3 separate regions of the Homo sapiens genome follow, and regions 1 and 3 are each linked to region 2. Evidence: chromatin contacts called from ENCODE Hi-C or POLR2A ChIA-PET data. All regions are on one chromosome and are shown on one strand. Each heading gives the region's core, a stretch centred on a gene start or an enhancer-like site at or near the end of the contact. The rest is flanking DNA. Distances are from core to core; before and after follow the strand shown.

Evidence for each region. Hi-C counts contacts between places; a loop is a spot of excess contacts on that map. ChIA-PET counts read pairs that join two places held with the same protein, here RNA polymerase II (POLR2A). Pooled maps may share reads with other maps.
Region 1: a pooled map shows a loop between it and region 2 (5-fold over the local background). The contact joins the enhancer-like site here to the promoter of AP5Z1 in region 2. A Hi-C loop is called at or near these places in 2 of 50 pooled maps. POLR2A ChIA-PET finds 5 or more read pairs at or near these places in 2 of 52 experiments (CD4-positive, alpha-beta T cell and activated B cell).
Region 3: a pooled map shows a loop between it and region 2 (16-fold over the local background). The contact joins the promoter of ZDHHC4 here to the promoter of AP5Z1 in region 2. A Hi-C loop is called at or near these places in 1 of 37 single-sample maps with no recorded cell type and 4 of 50 pooled maps. POLR2A ChIA-PET finds 5 or more read pairs at or near these places in 1 of 52 experiments (CD4-positive, alpha-beta T cell).

Annotation. Positions count from the first base shown.
Region 1 is chr7:3,091,056-3,094,335 of GRCh38, reverse strand. It overlaps LOC105375130 (a long non-coding RNA gene), which reads left to right. Exons shown (of 2, transcript XR_007060191.1): 2 at 1-210. Among named protein-coding and RNA genes, the nearest start is that of CARD11, 49 kb to the right of the region's middle. Within about 2 kb of position 1,740, at least 9 of the 41 ENCODE cell types and tissues checked have a DNase peak (open chromatin) inside an H3K27ac peak, as active enhancers do; they include CD4-positive, alpha-beta T cell, where a contact is called at or near this core.
Region 2 is chr7:4,773,949-4,777,024 of GRCh38, reverse strand. AP5Z1 (adaptor related protein complex 5 subunit zeta 1) reads right to left here and starts at 1,402. Exons shown (of 17, transcript NM_014855.3): 1 at 1,269-1,402. The coding sequence starts at 1,309. RefSeq lists enhancers at 724-833, 854-913, 1,254-1,323, 1,754-1,843, 1,884-1,933 and 2 more and a silencer at 1,444-1,573.
Region 3 is chr7:6,575,873-6,579,034 of GRCh38, reverse strand. ZDHHC4 (zDHHC palmitoyltransferase 4) reads right to left here and starts at 1,581. Exons shown (of 8, transcript NM_001134389.2): 1 at 1,537-1,581; 2 at 315-469. RefSeq lists an enhancer at 338-953 and a silencer at 1,232-1,561.

The DNA.
Region 1 (3,280 bases), core at 491-2,990, 1.7 Mb after region 2:
GGGTTGCTAGGGGATTAAAGGAGATAAGGAGCATAGCAGGGCTGGCCCTGTGCCTGCCTGGAGTGGGCACCAAGCTGACTTCGCTGGGGCTCTCCCGGCCCCACATACCTGCAATGGTTTTGCCTTTGGCTCGATGTCTGAAGCCTTTGCATTTCTGAAGGGAGTGATGTAAATCAAGCCATGCTTATGATTAAAAACATCCAACGTTCAGCTCAGTTGTTTGTCCTATTTTGGCAACATCCTATTCTTTTGTTGTTGCTGTTTTTGAGATAGGATCTTGCTCTGGGGCCCAGACTGGAGTGCAGTGGTACAATCATGGCTCACTGCAGCCTCAACCTCCTGGGCTCAAGTGATCCTCCTGCCTCAGCCTCCCGAGTAGCTGGGACTATAGGTGTTCACCACCATGCCTGGCTAGTTTTTTAATTTTAATAGAGATGAGGTCTCATTATGTTACCCAGACTGATTTCAAACACCCAGGCTCAAGTGATCCTCCCACCTCAGCCTTCCAAAGTGCTGCCATTACAGGTATGAGCCACCACACCTGGCCAACCTTCTCCTCTTATCTGTGGGAAACCTTGGGGCATTACTGAAGAAAAAATTGTGATGTCCAAATCCTGCACTGTACCCCAGTGCAAGGTGGTAGGTGTTGAAGTAGAAAATGATAAGACGTAAATCGTCAGCAAAAGCCAAAGAGAGAGGTAAAAAATGTATGAGCACTAAATGAATTGATTTTCATAAAATTAGCGTTATACTGTATAATAATGTTTCCCAATATAAAGTCTTTTTCATATTAATATTTATAACATTGTAAAGATTAAATCATACCTTTGTGATTATTTTAATTTTTTTTAACCTTATTCTGTTCCAAAGATAAAGCTTGGTTGTGTTTTTTGTGTGTGTGGGGGGGGGGTTTGGGTTTTTTTTGGCCTTTATCTTTAGAATGTTCTAGTGACATTCTGAATTCTTCCAACAGGGCGATATTGTTATTTTAATAATGGTTATGCACAACACATATAGGAATCTGTCATGGAGTTGGTGGGAATGAAAAGGCTACTTAGATACCCAGCTTGAAAAGCTTTCATGTTTTTATGTTTAATTTGCAACAATCTTCCTTCTTTGCACAGGAGGTGATACATTACTGAAATAGGAGATCAGGCCAGGTGCGGTGCCTCACGCCTATAATCCCCACACTTTGGGCAGCCAACGTGGGAGGATCACTTGAGCTTCAGAGTTTGAGACCAGCCTGAGCCACATAGCAAGACCCCCCTTTTCTACAAAAAAAAAAAAAAAAATTAAAAATTAGCCGAGCATGGTGGCATGCATCTGTGGTCTCAGCTACTCAGGAGGCTAAGGCAGGAGGATTGCTTGAGCCCGGGAGGTAGAGGCTGCAGTGAGCTATGATTGAACCACTGCACTCCAGCGTGGGCAACAGAGCAAGACCTTGCTCTAAAAAATTAAAAAAAAAAAAATAGGAAGGAAGAAAATAGGAAATCAACCAATGCAGCTCTCACCACCTCCTACATCCGGTTCTGGGGTTCTGGGTGGTGGGGCGCCTGCGTCCTGCTGTAGGGTCAGGACAAACAGGCATGGCTGCACAGCTGTGCTCCCCCTGGCTGGCTCCCGCAGGCTCCCAATGCCTTTGGGAGGTCAGCCTCTCAAGCTGAGTGCCCAGAAACTACACAAACCCCAACAGGCCGTGCAGGAAATGAGACCCACAGCCACGTCACCAGCCTCATTTTTGCAAGCTGATGGAGGTGGGGAAACCCTACCCTTCTTCCTTTAGCAGCAATAGCTTTTCTTTTTTTTTTTTTTATCATGCTTTTTTTTTCATACTTACCAATATTTTTAAGTTTGAGCTTCATTTCAAATTTTTGACCTGAGTAATGATGCCATGCACACAGTTTGCCCAATCTTTCCCCAGCTACCTCTTGGGTCCTATATTAGTATGCTGGGCCTGCCACGACAAAGTACCACAAACAGGGCAACTTAAACAACAGAAATGTATGGCCTCATGGGGCTGGAGGCCAGAGGTCCAAGATCAAGGTGTTGGTAGGGTTGGTTCCTTCTGGGGGCAGAGAACCTGCCCCAGGCCTCTCCCCAGCTCCCGGTGGTTCTCCACAATCTGCAGTGATCCTCGACTTGTAGACGCATCCCTCTGATCTCCACCTTCATCCTCACGTGTGCTCTCCTGTGTGTCTGTGTCCAAATTTCCCTTTTCATGAAGACACTAGTCATCTTGGTTTAGGGCCCACCCTAAGAACCTCATCTTGACTTGATTATCTGCAAAGACCCTGTTTCCAAATAAGATGGCATTTGCAGGCATTGGGGGTTAGGACATGATCTTTTGGAGGTTTAACATCGTTTGTGGGGACATGATTTAGCCCTGACAGGCGCCCTCCTTGCCTGGGTCTCTTCCGTCACCACCCAGTGCAGGCCGTGAGCTCGCTCCATCTGACTTAGAGAGCCCATCCCCTCCTCCACTCTGTACTGTCTCTGATCCCTTCTCCTGCCGGAGGGTGGAGGGGTGGGTGCCCCAGGAAGCAGACTCAGAGAGGGAGGAGACTGTGCAGGAGATCTGTCAAGGGGTTCTCTTAGGACTGGCATCCGGGGAAGGGAAAAGTACAGAATTAGGCAGGAAGGATATTGAGCTTTGAGGCAGCCTCCGTGAAGGCTTCAGACAACCCTGAAGGGAATCTGGAAATGGGGTGGGGAGACCCTCAGAGCTGAGTCTGGGCCTTTTTACCCCTCGTTGATCATGCATCAGCTGCTGGCTGTCCTGGAATGGAGTATGCCTCAGAGCCAGCACGTTCCCCACAGCCACTATCCCTGAAGGATGGGGAGCCGGGACTTTCTGCCAGCAGCCCTCCCACCACCCAGGGACTAGGCCTTCATTTCTGCAGGGCCATGTGGTGGGGGCAGTCCAGCCCCCTGCGAGCAGCCAGGGTGGCCTTTATTTTTATTTTTTTAAGATAGGGTTTCTCTCTTGTCGCCCAGGCTGGAGTGCAGGGGCAGGATTGTAGCTCACTGAAGCCTTGAACTCCCGGGTTCAAGCAATTCTCCCACCTCAGCCTCCTGAGTAGCTGGGACTACAGGTGTGTACCTTCACGCCTGGCTAATTATTTTTTGTAGAGCTGGGGTCTCACTGTTTTGCCCAGACTGTTCTCGAACTCATGGCCTCAAGTGATTCTCCTGACTCAGCTTCCCAAAGTGCTGGGATTACAGGCATGAGCCACCAGGCATGCCCCAGCTGGTCTTTCTAAAACACAAATTTGACCAAGTT
Region 2 (3,076 bases), core at 153-2,652:
ACCTGCCTTCAAGACCTCACTCACTATAATCACAGCAATTTCAACCACCCGAATCTTTCCCACCAATTGGTCTAGCTCTGAGTCCAGGTTTGCTTGTTTGTTTTGACATGGAGTCTCGTTCTGTCACCCAGACTGGAGTCCAGTGGTGCGATCTTGGCTCACTGCACCCTCGGCCTCCTGGGTTCATGCACTTCTCCTGCTTCGGCCTCTCACCTCACCAAGTTTGTTTACGTTTACCAAGGGGCTGTAGTGCTGGCTGTATTTTCTTTACTTTTTTTCTTTTTTCTTTTGAGACGGAGTTTCGCTCTGTCCCCCAGCCTGGAGTGCAGTGGCGCCATCTCAGCTCACTGTAACCTCCACCTCACAGGTTCAAGCAATCCTCCTGCCTCAGCCTCCCGAGTAGCTGGGATTACAGTCACCCACCACCACGCCCGGCTAATTTTTTTTTTTTTTTTTTTTTTTGTATTTTCAGTAGAGACGTGGTTTCCTCATGTTGGGCACGCTGGTCTCGAACTCCTGACCTCAGGTGATCCGCCTGCCTTGGCCTCCCAAAGTGGTGGGATTACAGGCGTGAGCCACCACGCCCGGTCAGCATTTTCTTCTTTTAAACATGTAGTATGAAGTCTTTGCCTGTTTGGTGGACCGTGAGTCTGTTCAGTCCTGGCTTACACTGTTTTCCCCCATGACTGGTTAGTTGGTGAGGAAGGAGCTACTCACTCGTTACTGGGAGTCCAGACACAGCCTGAAACCAGCCTGGAGGGTGATTTCTCAGCCTAGCTAATACATCCGCGCAAGAGAGATCTTTTTAAGTCACAAAACCCTCCCACGGTTCCGCAAAGCCCTCGGATGGCCTCCAGCTCCCCAGCCTGGCACACAGCCTTATTCCTTAGCAGGCCTCCGGACACTGTGACTTTGCGTTCTTGACTGTGAGGCACTGAAATCTCCCGGCTGCCCGATTTCCTGCCAGACGCGGAGTTCTCACCGCCAAGCCTTTGACTAAACTGTCGACTGGGTCCCACCCCACTTGCTTTCACTCACCAAGACTCTGCTCAAGTGTCACCTCCTCCGGGGACCCACCATGACCCTCCCCGACCTCCTCACCCCAAGCCTGGCCGCCGTGTTGCCTTACCCGATCCCCAAGTCTCGAGGGCGAGTCCAGTCGGGTTCCTGCAAGGCTGGCGCCCAAGCCCCTGCCCTGTGAGACCCACCCCCGTGTGCCCCTAGGGAGAGATGCAGGAAGGAGGGCCGGGGCCGCAGCTCCCCCGTACCTGGCCTGGTGGAGCAAACTCTCCGCTCCTGCCGAGAACATCACGCCGCCGCCACCAGACGCGCACGAACCTCGGAAACTCCAGGAGCTGCAGCCCAGGAGCTCCGCACCCCGGTCAACTTCCGGGACCGCGTCACGTGAGCGCAGCGGCCTTACGTGGCTGCGTCACGTGCCGCATCACATGAGCAGGAGGGACAGGTTGCCGACCAATGGGCTTTGGCGTGGAGCGACTGGGGCGGGGCGTAGGTGCCGCGGCCGGGGGTCCGGGTCGGCGCCTGGGAGCTGCGGAATCGCGCGACCCCGGAACCTCGGCACTCTGGAGCCCCGGCGCCCTTCGACCCCGGAAAGCATTTCGGCGGAAATTGGGCGCCTGGGGCTTTGGGAGAGGGCATTGCTGGCCCCAAAGTGTCACTGCCCCAGTTCTGGTTTCTGTTTCGTAAACAGCTTTGTCGTGCGGGAGTCCCTTTGCTAAGTACGACCTGAAAATCTGATGCAAACTCCGACACTTGTGGGCTGAGCCCAGCAGTGTCCAGCAGTTTGCAAGGAATAGCCGCGGCTCTGGGCAGTTTTGGGGATTTTTTGAGCTCCCATTTATTGAGCACCCATCCCGCGCTGTTCCTGCTGCTTGAAACGAAAAAATCCCTTATTCAATCCCCACGGTATTCATGGGATCTCGCGATCTCTGTTTTACAGATGAGGCCACAGGCTCGGAGAGGGGAAGTTTCTGTTCATTCTAACGGATGTGTTGGGTGCCCAAATGTGCTGGGCCCTGGCCATAAGTTTGCCATCCTGCAGACGGCCGAGGGACACAGGGCGACACGCCAGCGTCATGATAAACGCTATGACAGCCTGACCTGGTTGGGGGTCCAACCGGAGGAGGAAGGCTTCGGCGACTGCGGCCTAAGATGAGCCCAGAGGGTGTCCAGACCAAGGGGTGGGGAGGGACGGGCCTAGGGTAGCGATCTGCTTCCTATGGCTTAAATGCACCCCAGGAGGAAACTGATCTCTGGCCGCAGGGGAGATAATGGATTGGGAAGCTCCTGAGGGAGAAAGGAGGCTGGTGCAGTTGTGGTCCAGGTAAGGGAGGTTGCCCCGAAAGTAGGCAGATTCAGTACCATTTAGAGGTAGGATTTGCACCACCTGTGATTGAGGAATTTGCAGGCAGGAGGAAGAAAGTGGAAAAATCAAGGGTAACTTCATGTTTGTGGGGTGTCTGTCTGGGGCAGAAAAGGACGAGGAAATTTGTGCCAAGAGTCATTCATTAAGTGGACAAGCGATGATTGAGTCCTAGCTGCGCTAGGCACTGCTGAAGGTTCTGGGGAATAGGGTAGGGGTGGGAATCAATGTTGCGTAGATAGGGTGGGTCAAGGTTAGGCCTTGAAGGGATAAGCCCCGAGAAGACCCCTGGATGGAAGGAAGGAGGAGGAGGAGGGAGGGCTTCCTGCAGGAGTTCCAAACATGGCTTTGAGATGCCCTAGGGCGCCCAGTGATGTCTGAGGGCACCTGGTGCAGAGAATGAAGAGATGGGAATCGGTGGATGGTGAGCGGTGGATGGGAGTCGGTGGAGTGCGGCGGGTGCCCCTGGAGCCGCAGGTTGAAGACTGGCAAAGGAAAGCTGGTGACAGGTAGTCTATGGAAAGCCTACTGCCAGTGTTTAACGTTTACTAGGGTAAAACGTCCACACCAAAGCGCACAAATCTTAAATGAACTCCACTATTTACATTTCTAGAAATCGGTGGTAAATTTGCAAATGTCTTAAGCCTCGGCTCCATTGGCGACGGTGGGGAGCCGGGGGTTGATTTGTGTTTG
Region 3 (3,162 bases), core at 332-2,831, 1.8 Mb before region 2:
CTGGGCAACAAAGCGAGACCCCCATCTCTACAAAAAATACAAAAATTAGCCAAGTGTGGTTGCGCATGCCTGTGGAGGCTGAGGCGGGAGGATTGCTTGAGCACAGGAGTTCAAGCCTGGGCGACAGCATGAGACCCTGTCTCAAAAACAAACCAAAAAAGATACCGGAACTGGTCACTTTTGACCTTAGCAGATAAGATTCTGGGCTGTAATGCCAAGTGAGATAACCAAACAAGAAGCTATTCATGACATGATAGGTGAGAGTAAACAAACAGCAGCAATTCTCACGGGGTGATTCAGGGTACCCAGCCTACATTTCTCTTGGTTGGGTAATTTTCAGCCGGCAGCTCTGGCATTCCTCTTCCCAACATTCACAGATAATTCAAACAGCAGCTCCTCTTGGGCAGCAGTGTGTGCCTGGCATGACCAGTAGCTGCCGGACATGGTTCTTCCAGGAGCCTGGATCTGGCTGCAGAGACAGATCAATTCAACACCCACATAAGACGACAAGAGTTGCAGTCAAAGGCAGAATACCTGTGGAAAAGGATTTGGAAGTAGGGGATTTTCAGCACCCCCAGCATGAATGGGTAAGACTTTGGGAGAAATGGCCCAGACTAAGTTGCTTAGGCCTGCTCCCAAATCTTTGGGAGGCCCAGGCAGGAGGATAGCTTGAGGTTAAGAGTTCGAGACCAGCCTGGGCAACACAGTGAGATCACTGTCCCTACATAAAAATTTAAAAATCAGTGGGGCGTGGTGGCCCGCGCCTGTGGTCCCAGCTACTTGGGAGGCTGAGGTGGAAGGATGGCTTGAGCCCAGGAGGTCGAGGCTGCAGTGAGCTGTGATCGTGCCACTGCCTTCCAGCCTGGGCCATAGAGCTGGACCCCATCTCTAAAAACAATAAAAGAGGCCGGGCGCGGTGGCTCACGCCTATAATCCCAGCACTTTGGGAGGCCGAGGCGGGTAGAACACCTGAGGTCAGGAGTTCGAGACCAGCCTGACCAACATGGTGAAATCCGTCTCTACTAAATACAAAAAAAATTAGCTGGGCGTGATGGCGCATGCCTGTAATCCAAGCTACTGGGGAGGCTGAGGCAGAATTGCTTGAATCCGGGAGGCGGAGGGTGCAGTAAGCCGAGATCGCGCCACTGCACTACAGCCTGGGAAACAAGAGCGAAACCCCGTCTCAAAATACAATAATAATAAAGACTTTGTGAGAAACAGCTAGTTGGGAAGAAATAAGCCAAGTCGGTAGCCTTGGGTCTCTCCCCGCCACTCCCCATTAGGGCCTCCCGAAGCCACCCCCATCCAAGGCACCTCCTGGGCGGGCCTGGTCGGAGATTTCCCTGGGGGCTGGAGCCCTGGTAGGGGGACGTGGAGTGCAGCAGGCTCGGAGGGGACACCGGGGCCGCCCCGGACTCGGGCGAGGTGGGGGTGGGACGGCGGCCCTACACACAAGGGGAAAGGGAGGGTCAGAGGAGGAGACTGACGGTCCTGGGACAGCCCAAGCTTCCCACAGCCCCGCGGAGGCGGCCTTACCGCCAGCCGCTGGGCTCCGGCGCCTCCCGGGCGCGATACGAGACTTCCTGCGGGCTCGTGACATCAGCACGGCGCCCCTGAGGGGCTGACTTCCGGCGGAAGTGTGCGAGGGCCGCCGCGGGTTGCGGGGCTGGAGTAACAGTGACCTCCCCGGCGCCCTCGCAGCCAGCCTGGGGACCTCCGTGGCCGGGTGTAACCGCTGGGAAGTGCGATTTTATTTTATTTTATTTTATTTTATTTTATTTTATTTTATTTTATTTTATTTTATTTTATTTATTTTATTTTATTTATTTTATTTTATTTATTTTATTTTATTTATTTTATTTTATTTATTTTATTTTATTTTATTTTATTTTATTTTATTTTATTTTATTTATTTTATTTTATGTATTACCTATTTTCTTATTTACTTATGTATTCGTTCATTCATTCAGAAACAGCCTCGCTCTGTCGCCCAAGCCGGAGTGCAATGGCGCTATCCTAGCACACTACAACCTCCAACTCCTGGGCTCAAGCAATGCCTCCTGCCTCAGCCTCCCAAGTAGCTGGGACCACAGGTGCATGCCACCACACCCGCCTAATTTTTTTTTTTTTTTTTTTTTTTTTGTAGAGACGGGTGTCTCACTATGTTGCCCAAGCTGATCTCGAACTCCCGGGCTCAAGTGATCCTCCCACCTCGGCCTCCCAGAGTGTTGAGATTACAGGCGTGAGTCCCTGCACTGGGCTGGAAGTGGGATTTTAGAGCAGTATTGCCAGGAGACTTACAGGAGGACCGACCTGGGCCTGGTGGGGGCGATCATTCTGGGGCTGTGACAGGGACTAAGCTGCCCTGCGGCCTGCACAGAGACCAGTCATGTCCCTGCTCAGAGCCCAGCAGGGGGATCCAGGTGGCCCAGGGCAGTCACACTTAGGGGGCTCTCAGACTATGTCTGTGTGGTGGACAGAGTTTGCTTTCAGCCACCCACACTGTTGAGATCTAGCAGAACATTTCCAGCATCTTCCGTTGCAGAAGCGGGCAGAAAGCACAATGTGTACCCATCAGTCAGATTCCGCTCCATGTGTGTCCTTGCTCCTGATGACAAGGACATGTTGCTCTGTACAGCCCTAAATATCCTCGGGGCAGTGACAAATACTTGACCACAAACGTTGAGGATAAAAGGGAAGGGTGTTTGATGCTAGGCAGGCTTGGGGTAACAAGAGCTGCTTCCAAACATAGCCCTGAGAAGGCCCTGTGGGGTGTCCTTTGCTCTGACCATCTCTGAATCAGCTGAGGCCAGGGTCTATTCCTGATGCCTCTGAAGACCTGAGCCAGGCCTGTCCTCCTTTGAGGGGAAATGTCTGATCTCCAAACACTGGCCTTAAAGCTCTTCTCTTTTCCTGTCTCTTTGCTACCTACGTCAGCTTCTTGATGCGTTTTCTTTTCCTTTTTATGAAACTCCTTACCAACAGGATGCCTTCTCCTGTGTACATTGTATCCAAGGTCTTCATAAATTTATGGACCCAGAATTGAAAAACCAAGGCTCATACCTATAATTCCAGCACTTCAGGAGGCCGAGGTGGGAGGATCGCTTGAGCCCAGGAGTTTGGGAACAGTCTGGGCAACATATGGAGACCTTGTCTCTACAA